2 separate regions of the Homo sapiens genome follow, and region 1 is linked to region 2. Evidence: chromatin contacts called from ENCODE Hi-C or POLR2A ChIA-PET data. All regions are on one chromosome and are shown on one strand. The core of a region is the stretch at or near the end of the contact, and the rest is flanking DNA. Distances in the headings are between cores, read along the strand shown. Region 1 holds the start of SLC35H1 (solute carrier family 35 member H1). Region 2 holds the start of CDH22 (cadherin 22).

The links. Hi-C counts contacts between places; a loop is a spot of excess contacts on that map. ChIA-PET counts read pairs that join two places held with the same protein, here RNA polymerase II (POLR2A). Pooled maps may share reads with other maps.
Region 1: a loop to region 2 is called in a map of CD8-positive, alpha-beta T cell, with 7 times the contacts of the local background. The contact joins the promoter of SLC35H1 here to the promoter of CDH22 in region 2. A Hi-C loop is called at or near these places in 11 of 168 maps with a recorded cell type or tissue (CD4-positive, alpha-beta T cell, CD4-positive, alpha-beta memory T cell, CD8-positive, alpha-beta T cell and 6 more), 7 of 37 single-sample maps with no recorded cell type and 13 of 50 pooled maps. POLR2A ChIA-PET finds 5 or more read pairs at or near these places in 12 of 52 experiments (A673, BJ, CD4-positive, alpha-beta T cell and 8 more).

Annotation. Positions count from the first base shown.
Region 1 is chr20:46,363,175-46,369,689 of GRCh38, forward strand. It overlaps SLC35H1 (solute carrier family 35 member H1), which reads right to left and starts at 1,251. Exons shown (of 10, transcript NM_015945.12): 1 at 1,197-1,251. It overlaps LOC124904917 (a long non-coding RNA gene), which reads left to right and starts at 1,365. Exons shown (of 3, transcript XR_007067614.1): 1 at 1,365-1,546. It overlaps ELMO2 (engulfment and cell motility 2), which reads right to left. Exons shown (of 22, transcript NM_133171.5): 21 at 5,717-5,794; 22 at 2,876-4,386. The coding sequence ends at 4,186. RefSeq lists a silencer at 972-1,391 and an enhancer at 5,416-5,645.
Region 2 is chr20:46,305,286-46,312,353 of GRCh38, forward strand. It overlaps CDH22 (cadherin 22), which reads right to left and starts at 3,213. Exons shown (of 12, transcript NM_021248.3): 1 at 2,970-3,213.

The DNA of each region.
Region 1 (6,515 bases), core at 1-2,500, 56 kb after region 2:
TGGACTCCTTATTGGTCTTTTTTGCTGGCACCTTCTTGTCAACTCAATCTATAAAAATTGGGTGCCTAAAGCTTGGAACCTGGCTTCTCTTCTCTCTTAAATCTTACCCTACATAATCTCATCCTACCCAATCCACTTGCCAATGATTTCTAAATTCTTTACATCAGCCCTGACCTTTTCTGTATCAGACTCATATATCTAACTGCCTATTTGGTAGCTGCACTCCAAATATCTAAAACTTAAGATGCCCTAAGAAGATTTCGTAATTATTTCTCACGCTCCCAATCTATCCCAAAGTCATTTAGTAAATGCCAGCATAATACACTTGGTTACTTAAGCCAAAACCAAAAATCTATGATGAAGTCATCTTTGACCACTTATTTCTGTCATTTCTCAAATCCTGCCCTGTCAGTTCCACTTTCAATACACTTCTTGACCCCTCTACTTCTCTTCCTCTCCATTCCCACTACCACAGTCTAAGCCACAATTATCTTTCACCTGCTGACTGCCACTGGTCTAACTGGTCTCCCTGTTTCCTCTTTCGCCCCTAAGGCCTGGAATCTATAAAGCAGCCAGAGAGATGGCACACGAAACAGATCATGCCCTAAGGCTAAGCCCAGCTCCTCAGCCTGGTCCACAAGGAAGGCCTCTGTAACCTCATTCTTCTGCCACTGGTCCCAGCACCCGCCACAGCGGCCCCCTGCCACGTGTCAAACACATCAAACCTGTGTTTTTCTTTACTTGCTGCTCTTCCTGCCTTCAGCTCCCTTCCGCAGACCTCCGCTTGGCTGAATACTTTCTCCAATGCCCCACCCCTCCCAATCCTCGTGGCACTCCCACCTCTGACGTTTCCTTGTTTGCTCACGTGTTTACTGCCCGCCCCAATCCCACCGCGGGAAGCAGCCCCTCAGAGGGCAGGGCCGTGTCCGATTCCGGCCCGGGTCCCGCACCCAGGACGTCGCAGGTGCTCAGGAAATACCAGATGAGCCGGCGTCCGGCAGGTGCCTTGCAGGAGGGCGCTTGGAGACCCCTGCCCCCTCCACAGACGGCGAAACTGAGGCCCGGGGAGGGGCAGGGGCGTGGCGTGCCCCATGTCAACCCGCGCAGATCCCGGGTGGGGAGCCCGCTTCCCTTCTCCAGCCCCGGCCCCCCAGCCTCTGGGAGTGCGCCGGGAGGCCGGCCGCACACCCACTCACCTCGGCCCTGGGAGCTCCAGGCCGGAATCTCCCCACCGGAAGTGCGAGGCCGGATGCCGCCGCCGAACCGCGGCACGGGCGGTAACTTCCGCCGGAAGCTACCCAGGGGCTGGGCGGAGCCGGGGCGAAAAGGCGGGGCGGGGCAGCACGGGGGCGGGGCGTCTGTTGTGGTCGGGTTCTGAGGTGGTCTGGTCTTTCTGAGGTACAGCGTAGTTTTGTCCTCCGCGAAGTCCCTCAGGCTCAGAGCACAGCCGTGTAATTGTCTGCGTCTCTCCCGCGCTCAATCAGGGGCTTGCTTTGGAACCCCGGTGCCTGCTAGTGTTCTGCATACAGTGAGCATCCAAAAAATGGTAACTTGTTTACTTTTACTGAACAAATTGTTTTTCTTATGTCCAGTCTAATGCTGGGCAACCATGGAATGAACCACGAAGATAAGTATCTCATGGGCTTTTTCTTCTGGGAGCTCAGGCCAGCTGGGGCCATTACAACTTAAAACTTGGGCGATCCAGAAGTAATACGAAACATTTGTGAAATATTTTCTGTATGAAACTTTCTAAGAATTATCTCAACTTCAATAGGTTGAGTAGGGAGAGAGCATCCCAGATAGAGGAAATGGGAGAATCCTAAAGGAGGGTGAGAAAGCTCCAGCCGTGCCTGGGGCTCACAGGTTGTTTGTAACTGTGGTGGTTAAAGTAGCCAAGAGGCAGGTTGCAGTGGCCCCAAAATGCCAGCCTAGGGAGTTCAGATTTTCTTCATCTTGCGGGATGGATTAAAAGGGCAGCATTTGCAGTCAAGAACATTAGGCCAGGGCAAGCTAGGGTTGCACATTCAGACCCAGTTTTGTGCCTTTCGCCCTCCTCTAGCCTCCTCCTGGGCTCTCTGGCAGTAAGACCAGCTGCAAACATGGATCCTTACAAGTGACTCAGCTGGGATCCCTGGCCCCTCTGAACAGAAGGCTCAAGGCCAGAGTGTAAGCAGTGTTTTATGCAAACTGCGGCTGTCACCGCCGCCAGCTGGCATCATGCAGGCATTAGTTCATTCAGTGCTTACCAAGCACCTACAATGGTACCCATCACTGCCCAAGGTCTTGGCTTTATTCAGTCCTCAGGCTTGTATTGCATGCACTTTCTATGCCTTTTGAAAGAGCCTGTCCTCACACCCTTCTCTCTCAGAGGCAAGAGATCTATTTTCATCACCACCCTCATTTAAGTCTCCCAGCTACCAAGGCCAAGGTTTGGAGCAACAGCCTAAAACACCAGCTGGAAGGCTGGGCACTATGCACAGGCAACACACAGGGTAAAGAGCGTGTCTTCTTTGTAAGGCACAAGTACTCGAGCTGTTCCCTGGCTGTGTCCCTGGCAGGGAGAAGAGGGAGGATGTGTTCATGGGGGTGTACAGTATGCCTTACCTTGCTGTACCCAGCAGGGTTGAGCAGAAAACGCTTCGTCCCAGTGCAGCAATCTGTGAACACTCTTAACCAGCAGGTGTGTGTCTGTGTGTGTGTATGTGTGGGAGGAGCGAATGATGAGGAGGAAGGGACTCTTGGAAGGTGACTAAGGGCTCCAGCTGGAGCTCTCCAGAGTCTCCCAGATACATGGAGATCAAGTCTTGTCAAGGTGAAATCTTCACCATTGGGCAGGGGGCAAGTACAGACAAACAGCTGTTAACAGGAACCACAGTTTGTACATGAAAGAGTATTTATTGAAAACATGGTTACTGACAGGAAGCTCCTGGCTGCTCTCTGGTTACAATCTTGGCTCACAACTGGAAGTGTTACATACTTTTTACTTCCCCTCAATTTTATTTTTCCCCAAGGTTCCATCCTAAGATAGGTAGATCTTATATAAATATATATACACGTCTGTATAAGTATGGCCTATAGTAATGAAAATATATAGTACACTCTTCATTGGGTAGTACCTACCATGCCAGGCCACCAATACTGAATGCCAATGTGCTAACGTATGTCCAGGGAGAGAGGCTGTGTGTGTGGTTTACAAGTGCTGCAGCACCAGGGAAGCCCCACTGGCACAGGTGTGGCCTCAGCCGGCCTCAGCCAGCTCCCTGAAATCATGGCCAATGGCAGAAACCATAGCACTAGGAAGGGAAGGCCAACTTCCTGGGGTCTGGAAGGCCAAAGGAAAGCAAACTGGAGGGGGCTGCAATTCAGGTTAGGGGAGATTTCTCTCTGAGGAAGGAAAAGGTATTAATGTGGGGGAAGAGCAGTAGAATCTAGTGACCTCACCACAGTCTAGGCCCAGGCCTCAGCTGGGTTTTCCCTGCAGCGTTCCTGGAGACTTAAGAGGGCAGGACTTGGCCAGGAGGTCTTTGACTTGCTGGGATGAGACTGAGCGCTTGCAGGGAGAAATTTCCGTCTGCTCTGATATCTGTATGGGCCAGAGAGATCTGGTGGCTCTAAAGACCAGAGATGTTAGAGCCAACCTCAGAAGCAGCAACGTCTTGGCACCATATGAAGCTGGAGTGAGCCCTCATCAAAAAAGACAAAAGCAAAAGCCTCAGGCTTGTACTCAGATCTAAGATACAGGTAGTCACTTCAAGGCTCTCAACACGCCCAACACACCTGTCCTCTGCAGGCAGCCTTTCCTGGGCCAGCTGTTGCTCACGTGGGGATCCAGCTGATCAGAGAGCAGGCTCAGGAGGAAAAGGTGAGTGGCTGTTGTTAAATCCATTTCAAGAAGCAGTTTCTTGGACTGGAAGGCAAGGGCATCTGCTGTTTGTTCCTCGTGGCCCAATCCCAGGCTTCATGGTGATGGAGTGGGCAGAGCACCCTGCCTTCATGACTCTTAGTAGACAGGGACCAAGAGGAAACTCTGGGTGGTCCGAGGTGGGTTTGAGAAATGGCTGGCATTTACTGGCCACCAAAATCACTACAGATTCTGTACAAGCAAAAGACAAGGCACCAGAATGTAAGTGTTTCTCCTGGGCCCAAAATCCCTTCTCCTGGGTACCGTCGTTTCTGGCTCCAGGCTCAGCCATAGTGATAGACAAAGTCATAGCTGCTGGGCTCCTTGGGGATGGGGGGTGGGGCTTCGGGAATCTGGATGTTCTCCAGGTCCAGGAGCCGCAGCTTCATCTCCATGCTCAGCAGGGTGTCCAGGTCACTCTTGGTCAGCTCACTGGACATGTCCTTCCCCAGAAGGGCACTGAGGCCATCAATCCAGATGCAGTACTGTGGGGAGCAAGTTGCAAAATGTCACATCGTGACCCCTGGTCAGCAGGAGATCCTGCCAAGGTCTCTTTTCTGATGGGGCTCACAACAGTTCCTTTTGGAACTAATCAGTATAGGCAAAACTGATTTGGAATGATAGCAAAGATAAATTAGGAGGTGATCCTTCACTTTCTCAAGAGATCTGGTTTTTATAAGGGGTTTTATATTACAACTCCTTACAATAATATGAAGGAGAACCTAAAAATGCAATAAACGAATACAGCAAAATGAGATCTGAGTACTGGGGCATCATCTACCTGAAGTTACCCAAAATCAGAAGCGAGAGAAGGGAAATATGTATTAGGTGAAAAGAAGCAAGACACAAACAGAAGTCACTGTGGGATCTCAATTTTGTGCCCCGCCCCCCCGAAAACAAAATTAAAAATAATCCAGTCAATACATATTAAAGAGTAAATACTAAAGAAATGGAACTGGTGGGTCTCATGCTAAGAGGGGGTGACCAGGAAGCCTTCTGATCCCACCGCTCCCTGACTCTTCCTGCTTCCTCTGCTGCCATTTTCCTTTTTCCACACCGTTGCTCACCTGGTTCCCCACTTGCTTGTTCTTCATTTCCTCTCAACCAAATTCCACTAGCGGCAGCTCAGGCCCTGCCCAAGTGTCTCCTCTGCCAGAAGTCCCACCTCTAGTTCCCAGTGATGGCTCTCAGAGCTCACCAGGCACATAGGGTCTCAAATGCAATCACTCATTTAATATCTAGTATCTTCCAGTGCTGCAGATGGAACTACAGGGCCCTTGTCAGAAGGACCAGTTCCATCTGGCTTCAAAGTCCACACTGGATCCATTACAACATGTGACCAGGAGCCCCTAGGAGGAAGGATCTGTCAAGTTCTCTTGGGTAGCTGACCACAGAGAAACTGAAAAGGGGAGAATTTTCCCAGTCCCAGGTAAATGACTCATTCCTAGTTGACCTTATCTTTGTAATGACAACCTATGGCTGCTGCTGAAGAGTAATGTGGAGAGCCCAGCTCACAGATAAACAATCCAGAGTGTGACAGATCCTTGGCAGCCACCCAATGCGCCTGGAGGAACCTCAGGTCCAGCATTATGTAATGATACCTGCTGCTTCATCTGGGTGCCCCCCCAACCACAGCTCCTCCTTTGAGACATTCCCATCCTATTGAAATGCCACCTTCTTCTCAAAGCCTTCCTAGGCTTCAATATACACTGCAGCCACCCACCACAGGGGACTTTCCTGTTTTGCTCATTCCTGCCACCAACTGAAGAGTTACAGAAATAGCTCTGTTGTCTAAGGCAGCGCCACACTGCTCACCTCATATTTATTAGGTGCGATGAAGTTTAAGGTCTCATCAGGGTCATACAGGATGGAGAAGGCCAATTCCAACACCTCCTGAAGGAGAAAGGGTTTAAATTAGAGCGATGGAACAGCCTGGGGTCTGCACATCAAGATCTTGGCCAAAGTCCTAGTGACTCGGCATCATCACCAAACATGCTGATTCAGATGAATGTCATCAATGCTCCTAGGCGGCCACAAGTGTGGCTGGAGATGAGGCCCAGCATAAATCAACCTTAACTTACCCACTCCCTGCCCAAGTCACATCAAAGATGTTGTGATATTTTTAAGATTGGAAAAAAGTCATTTTCAACACTCAGAACCCTGGAAGGTCACGATCCATGACTGTAAGTTATCCTAAAAGTTTTTATATTACCAAGATGACTAACAACTTCTATCGTGCTGTATTTGGCATAGGAATGTCTTAACAATTAAAAAACAAAACAAAACACACACACACACAAAATTGGTCACTGTTGCATGATACCAAGGAACTAACTCATTATTTTGAAAGTAAGTACATAAAAGAAGAATCAGCATTTATTCTCGTTTCCTATATAAACTGTACCACTGGGAAACCAATAGTAGATAAGGGCAAGTTTCATGGTTCAGCTCATAAATGAAAAGCAATGACTGCATCAAAATATCATGAGTTTGCAAACCTTAGTTGACTGATGGAATGAGGCACTGAGCTTCAACAGTCTGCTAATTATCACAAAAGGAGAGACCACCAGACGTTATGTGCCTCTTGATAGAACATAATACCACTGATGACACT
Region 2 (7,068 bases), core at 1,963-4,462:
AGAGGCCAGAATCAAAACACAAGGTTGTAGGAAGGAGAGGCCTGAGTTGAGAGCTCCATCTTAAAGGTGCTTTGAGGAACCCGGGGTGGAGGGTGTGCCCACTCTTGCGGGGGGCATGAGGCTTTTCTCTCTGAGCCTGACCTGAGGCCTGGGTTTCCTCTCAGCCTGTTTCCCCACCTGGTCCCCAGCCCCTAGCACCCTTCCTGGCTCAGCTATGGGGAGGAATGAGGAAGTCCTTGGCCCCGGGGCCTCAGCCCAGACACCACCGTAGGGTCTTCTATTCCCTCACTCCCTCCCAGGCCATGCAGTGCCAGCTGCTACCCGTGTTATATAAACAGAAATCATTCACTCTCTCTCACTCTACCTGAGGCTGCATTTCAGATTGGAGCTTCCTGATGGAAGAAAAAGGGGAGGGGGAAGAACAGAGAGAGAGAGGAGAGGAAGTTTAATTGGCTGACTCTTATCGCCCATGTGGTAAATAAACTGGCTGCTCCGAACTTTGCCAACTCGGGAGGAGACGGGCCCTCCTGGGCTCCCTGCCTTAGCTATGGCCCGGCCCCCTGTCAGACAACTTCAGAATGCAGCGCTCCTGCAAAGCTCTCAGAAAGACCAGTGCCTGGGGAAGCAGCAGGGGCTTTGGGGGTTCCAACCTCTAGGTATGATTATTCCAGAGCACGACCAGAAACATCCAGAGATCACAGCCACCCTTTTGACAGAAAGGCTGTGACTCACCCGGAGGTCACAACACACTTTTAGGGGCCAAACTTTGTCCTCTGCTTCTGCTACTCGGCGTCTCTGCTAAAGGCATTCAACAGCTTTCCTCCGGCACTGGCCTGGGAGCACTGGGGGTCTAACTTGAACACCTCATGCTGAATTTAGAGCAAGTGTCTTCTTGTCCTGCCTGCAGCGTGAAGCCAAGAAACGGCTCTGTTTTGCCCCAGGCCTACCCAACACATAAGCAGCGTTGGTGAGGCCTGGATGTCAAGATGCCTGGGTTCCTATTCCGGCTCTGGGTATAGCTTACCATGTGACCTCGGGCTGCTGTTGCCAATCCTTGAAAATGGAAAAGAGGGCAGCCCAGGTGGTCTCCAATGTGCTGCTCACAGTTAGGAATAGGGAAAGGGGTTGTCTCCAGGGGTCCCCTGATGGGGCCACCCAAGAGGTACAGGTGCCCCTTAGCTGAGAGAGACCTGGCTGGCTTTATAAAGTACCTGCCCCCGAGGCACTGGCAGTGGTGGACCGGGAAGGGCACACAGACATCTCCAGGAAGCAGTGTTTAAATGTTGGCAATGCCCTTCCCTTCCAGGAGGAATGGAAGAGGAGTGTCCCAGACACTGGGACAAGGAGGGAAATAAGGGTGAAGTAGAGAAATGGCTGGGGCAGGGAACAGTTGAGTGCTACAGAAAAACTGAGGCAGACAGGATAGAAGATGGGTCGGGGTTGGGGGGGACGAGGAAATGGTCATTGGTGGGCAAAGACCAAAGGATGTCACTATGGGTGTAGAGGCCAAGTTTCAACAAGGGCTGTAGACTAGGGGCAACTGAGGGGGACGGAGTGGGCACTGATGGACACATATACGGGATACAAATGAAGGACAGAGAGTCGCGGTGGTTAGGGAGGAGCCTTTGGGCCCTAGGGCAGTGGTGATGCTGATATAGGGTATTGGCGCTGACCAGTGGGAGAAGAGGATGAGATCCTGAACCTGGGTGGAGAGGGAGAGAGAGCTGGCAACAGCCAAAGCCCTCAAATGAGCCGCTGCCTGTGCTGGGGGCACCTCGGCCAGCCCCAGAAACCTGGGGAGTGCTGGAATCAGCCCCACGGAAAAAGAAGCTGGCATGCGCAACCCTGGCGACGCCCGAAGGGTTTGGAGAGAAGAGGTTCCAAGGAGCGAGCACCTCGGAAGACCTGAGCAGCTTCAAACAGCAGCTTCTCTGCCCGCCACAAGGGGGTGCCCTGCACCTCGGGGAGACCTCGGGGGATCCTGGATCAGCCCTACCCTCTGCAGCCCCGCCTGGGACAGGGCCCGACGTTGCCAGAGAAGAGGCAGCGGGGAGGCGCGAGCGAGACGGGTCCACACTGTGCCCACCCAGGGCTGCCCGGCACCCCGCGCGCCCACGCAGTCCACTCTTCACAGTAAACGCCGCGGCCCCCGAGGGTTAGCCCTAAGTGGCGCTCTCTTTGGACGTTAGGCTGTCGGGGGCCCCGTCCTTCTTCCCCAGCGGGGACGGTGTCTCCGGAGTCGGGTCCTAAGGAAGAGAGCAGCGCTGGCTCTCGCTCACCGCCAGCCCGCCCGACGGCCATAGGGCAGGGGGGGTCGCGCCGGTGGGGCCGGCAGGGGTCCCTGTGGGCCGCCTCCCCGGCTCAGAGGGGACCAGAACCGTGCGTGTCGCCGCGGCTGGAGTCAGCCTCCGGGTGTCCCCGGACGCGGCACGACCTCGCACACACACACCGCGCGCACACGCTCGCGCCGTGCGGTATTTTCCCGGCCCCGGACCCCGCCTCTGGGAGGGGCCGGGGAGCCGAGCCCCGCTAGCAGGGTTGGGGGACCGGGAACGCCTGGGTCCCAGCCCTCGCGTCAGGGCTGTGCGCCACCTTCCCAGCCCCTTTTGGCGCGCCGGCTCGGCCCCTGGCGCTGCCACCCCTCGGCCCGCGGGGGTCCCGGAGGCTCCCGGGCGCGCGGCGGACGAGGTTGTGGGGACGGGTGGGAGCTGCGGGCTTCGGGCCGAGAGGCGGCTCGGCTCCGCGCCGGGGAAAGTTTGGACGTGGGAAACTCCCTCCCCGCCCTCCCGGCCGAGAGGAGGGGGCGCGCAGGGCCGGGCGCAGGCACCCCGGCTCCTCCTGCGGCTGGAGGCTCGCCCCCCGCGCCGCCTGCCCGGCCGCTCCCGCCGGCCAGGGGGCTCCCTCCCTGCCGGGCAGCCTCCCCTCGGCGGCGATCCGGCCGCTCCTCCCGCGGCACCCCGCGCTCTTACCTCGGGGAGCGGCCCGGGGCTCCCCCTAGTCCTGCCGCCTCGGGACGCTGCGTGGGGCGGGAGCCCCGGCGCGGGCAGCGGGCGAGTCCGGAGCCCCGCGGCCGCCCGCAGGAGCCGGAGGGAGAGCGGGAGCGAGAGGGGGAGCCGCGGCGGCGTGTGCGCGCGTGTGTGTGAGCGAGAGAGCGAGAGAGCGAGAGAGCGAGGGAGTGAGCGAGCGAGCGGGAGCGAGGGAGTGTGCGTGTCTGACTGGGGGGAAGTGTGCAAGGGACGGATCCCTTCCTTCCTCCCGCAGCCTCTGGTGGAGACTCGGAGAATGCAGGGCCCGCCGGGCAGGAGCCGCGCAGCGCCAAGCCGCAGGCGGCCGCCGGCCCGGACCCCCGCAGCCGGGGAACCCCAGCCCCCGCCCCCCGGATCGCGCCCCTCCTACACCAGGAGGGGACAGCCTTTCCCTCTCTCGGGCGGCCCAGTCCCAGGAAACCCCCCAGGGGACAGTGCCCCTCCCTCCTCCAACCCCAGATCCGCGCGAAGGGAGCGCCCCCAGGAGGGGGACCATCTACCTCCTCGCCTGGCAGCTCCCCAGGTGGCCGCAGTTTGAGACCAGAGCCTATTTCCCCACCTGATTTTACTGCGAATAGGGCTTCCCATTTCCGCCCCCTGACTACTGCGGGAGGCCGCCTTCAGAGGAGCAGGGGCGCAGGCCAGGGTAGGAGCAGGCTTCTCGAACAGTGGCCGCCCCGGCTTGCTGCCCAGAAAGGCACCTTGCACAGACCAGATCTGCCAGTTCAGAAACAGTCACTGTGCATTGAGGTGGACACCGACCAGGTGCCCAGGGCTGAGTCTCCAGGCAGGTGGGAGGTCGGGTGTCCCCGGGAGAGAAACTTGTGGGCTTTTCCTCTGGAGAGTCCCGCTGGACATCCTTGCAACCAACAAAGTAAGCAGGCAAAACAAGACACCTCCATCCTTAACTTGGTGCCACCTTGACCTGGAGAAGTCTCCCAATAAAATCTTCCCACTGCCCAGAAACTCCTTGCTGGTTGGGTTTTCCGTTCTTTTAAAAATCCGGCTGGTCTGCTCCCTGATGTTTTTTCCACCTGGCCCTGTTTCTTTCTCCTGGCTGCCTGGCTCTCCTTACTACTTCATCTCTCTGGGATGAGGCCTAATGGAGGAGACCCTCCCACCCCACTCCTGAGTTCCCAATATGAGGTCGTTGATGGTAGGATAGGACCAGTGACTCCCATAGACCCACCCTTTGTCTTGGGTTGTAGGTCCCCTTAGGAGTTGCCCGCCCCCCTATTCCCCATGGCTTCCAGATAGGTGAGTGAAGGATAACAGGAGACTGGACAGCTGCAGACCTCTGTCCCGCCAAGCTGCCAATGACCAGCCATTTAATCACCCACAAGCAGCTGCTGAAGTTCATGGCAAAGAGGGGGCAGGGCCCTCCAGGACCCCCAGCTCTACCTCGCCCCTATCCTTCTCTCCTCCTCGCCTCCTTCCCCAATTTCCATCTCCATCTCCACACCCTAGTCCGTCTTGCTGATGATTGGAATCACCTCTCCTGCTGGCTGCCCCTCTGGCCCCTCCTACTAAACTCCATCATTCATTTATTTATTTTGAGATGTATTCTCCACTGTGCCAGTCTGTTCCCTCCCCTACGTCCTTCTCTTGGTTTATTTCCCTTCATTGATCTCTTCCAGCCTTGCCTTTCTATCGCCTTCCTTTTCTCCATCTCTCTCTTCCCCTCTCCTCTCTATTCTTAGCCTCCACTCTTTCATGCTTTCAGAGACCAGAGGCCAGCCTTCCAGGTGCATCTCTTCACTTTTGGTTCTCTCCTCCCGCTCTGACTCACTTTTGCTGTTTGCTCCAGTTCCCATTCCTTCTTTGCCTCTTCCTCCAGGCTCTGGTGTGTGCTGTTCATCTCTGGAGTCAGACCTACTTAGTTGTCCACAGGTTGTTTTGGTCTGGGACACTGTTGCTGTCACATCTGCATGCACACAGTAGGTGCTCAATAAATGTTATTGAATGAACTGTTGTCACATCTTTCTCTTTTGCTCTGGTCTCTCTCTTCTCTCTCTTTTATTTTTATTTTTTTTTGAGATGGGGGTCTCACTATGTTGTCCAGGCTGGATTCCTGGACTCAGGTGATCATTCTGCCTCAGCCTCTCAAGTAACTGGGACACCAGGCATGTGCTGCTGCACCCAGCTCCCCATGACTCTTTATTAGACCCTCAGGTTTTCCTATCCCAATGTTTCCTATTTTCAGGCTCATTCTACCGTTATTTCCAATTCTTCCTTCCTTCAACAAACTTTCTCTGAGTGTCCACTCTGTTGTGAGCACTATGGCTAGGCTCTGAGAACACATTGAATGTTTATTGAGCACTTGCTGTGTGCCATAGTTCTGCTTTTAAGTCCTCACAATAATCAGATACTAGTATTAGCCCATTTTACAAATGAGGAAACTGAGACACGGTGTTGAAATAGCAAGATCATTCAGACGGCAAGTAGAGAGATCAGGTTGACGCATTGGGCCTGGGTCAGACCTCTCACTCTGGTCTGGGAGAAGGTAAGCTGGGACTCCTGCTGCAGTGTGGCAGGGGCAGCAAGAGGCAGTGTAGTGTGACAGAGGAAGAACTGGGCAGGCCTGGGCTCTGAGAGCAGTTCTGCCCCATGCAGACTGTGTGACACGTGGGCAAGCCACTTCCCCCAGCATTGATGTGAAGAGAAAATGAGATGATAGTAACAACAGTTAACATTTAGTGAACCTGTGCCATGTGTCAAGCCTTCTCCTAAATGTTTTACACAGATAATTTCCTTTTACTTTCAACAAATTTATAAATTCATAATGGGGAAACTGAGGCACAGTGCAACTATGAAACGTGCCCAAGGTCACACAATTAGTTTATGGCAGAGCTGGGATTCAAACCAAGGCAGGCTGGGGCCAAAGCCTGCACACTGAACTGTTGTGCAATATTGCCTCTGGGCAAATAAAATGCCAAGTGCTTTGTAGTTAGAGTTTGAACGTGTGCTTTTTTATATCGTGTGGTGAGTCTACAAATAAGAGAGACACCACTCCTCCAGGGATTGGGTAGGATGAGGAAGGACTTGGGGAGAGAGGCATGGCTAGGGAAGGATTCCAAGAGGAGGCGCTTGTGAGAATTCTCCTTCCCACTCCATCAGAAGGGCACACAGCCCTGTCTTGGCACAGGGGACATGTTTTCCCCTGGAGTAGTCATCTGGGTCCATGGGCATTTCTCTCTCTCTAGCCCAGGGTCACTCCACTTTGGCCCTATTGACATTTGGGCCAGATAATTCTTCGTCATTGGGCATGTCCCATGTAGGATGCTTAGTAGCATCCCCAGCTTCTACCCACTAGATGCCAGCAGCACACCCCCTCCCCAGTTGTGACAACTAAAAATGTGTCCTGACATTGCCAAATGTCTCCTGAAGGGCAAAGTCACCCCCAGTTGAGAGCCACTGCTCTAGTCTGAACGCCCTAACAGCAGGGTCTGCTCCAGGGAGCCTGCAGGTTTGAGCAGGGGTCAGTGAAGGGTGTGTGTGTGTGTGTGTGTGTGTGTGTGTGTGAGTGCATACACGCGTGTGTGTTGGGGATGGGGAGGCTGCTCTTAGCTCCAGGCTCTGCTATTCTCCCTGGCTCTTTTCCTCTTCTTCTCTACACTTCTCTGTCATCCCTTTATCTGTCTGTCGCCTTCTCATGCACTGTCCATCTGTCCTCGCTTCTCTGACTGCCTCCACTCCTGTCTCTGTCTCCTCCCCCTCAGTGTCTCTGGTCTCTCTGACTGTTTCTGAATGGGTGTCAGTCTCTTGCTACCTGCCCCTACATCTTCTCTAGCACCCTTCTCCCCTCCCCCCATCTGCTTATCTCCTAGCTGTGTCCCTGCGTCTGTCGTTCTCTTTCCGTTTCCCCCTCCCTCTGTCCTGTTCTCTCTGCCTCCATGTCTGTCTCCCTCTCTCTGTTTCTCTGTCTCTTCCCATCTCTGTTTCTTCGGGGCACCCAGTCTCCCTCTGTCTCCCTCTTGCCTGTCCTATTCTGGTTCTCTCTGTCCTCATCCCGCACTCTCAGTGCCCCGTTTCCCTTTCTCTC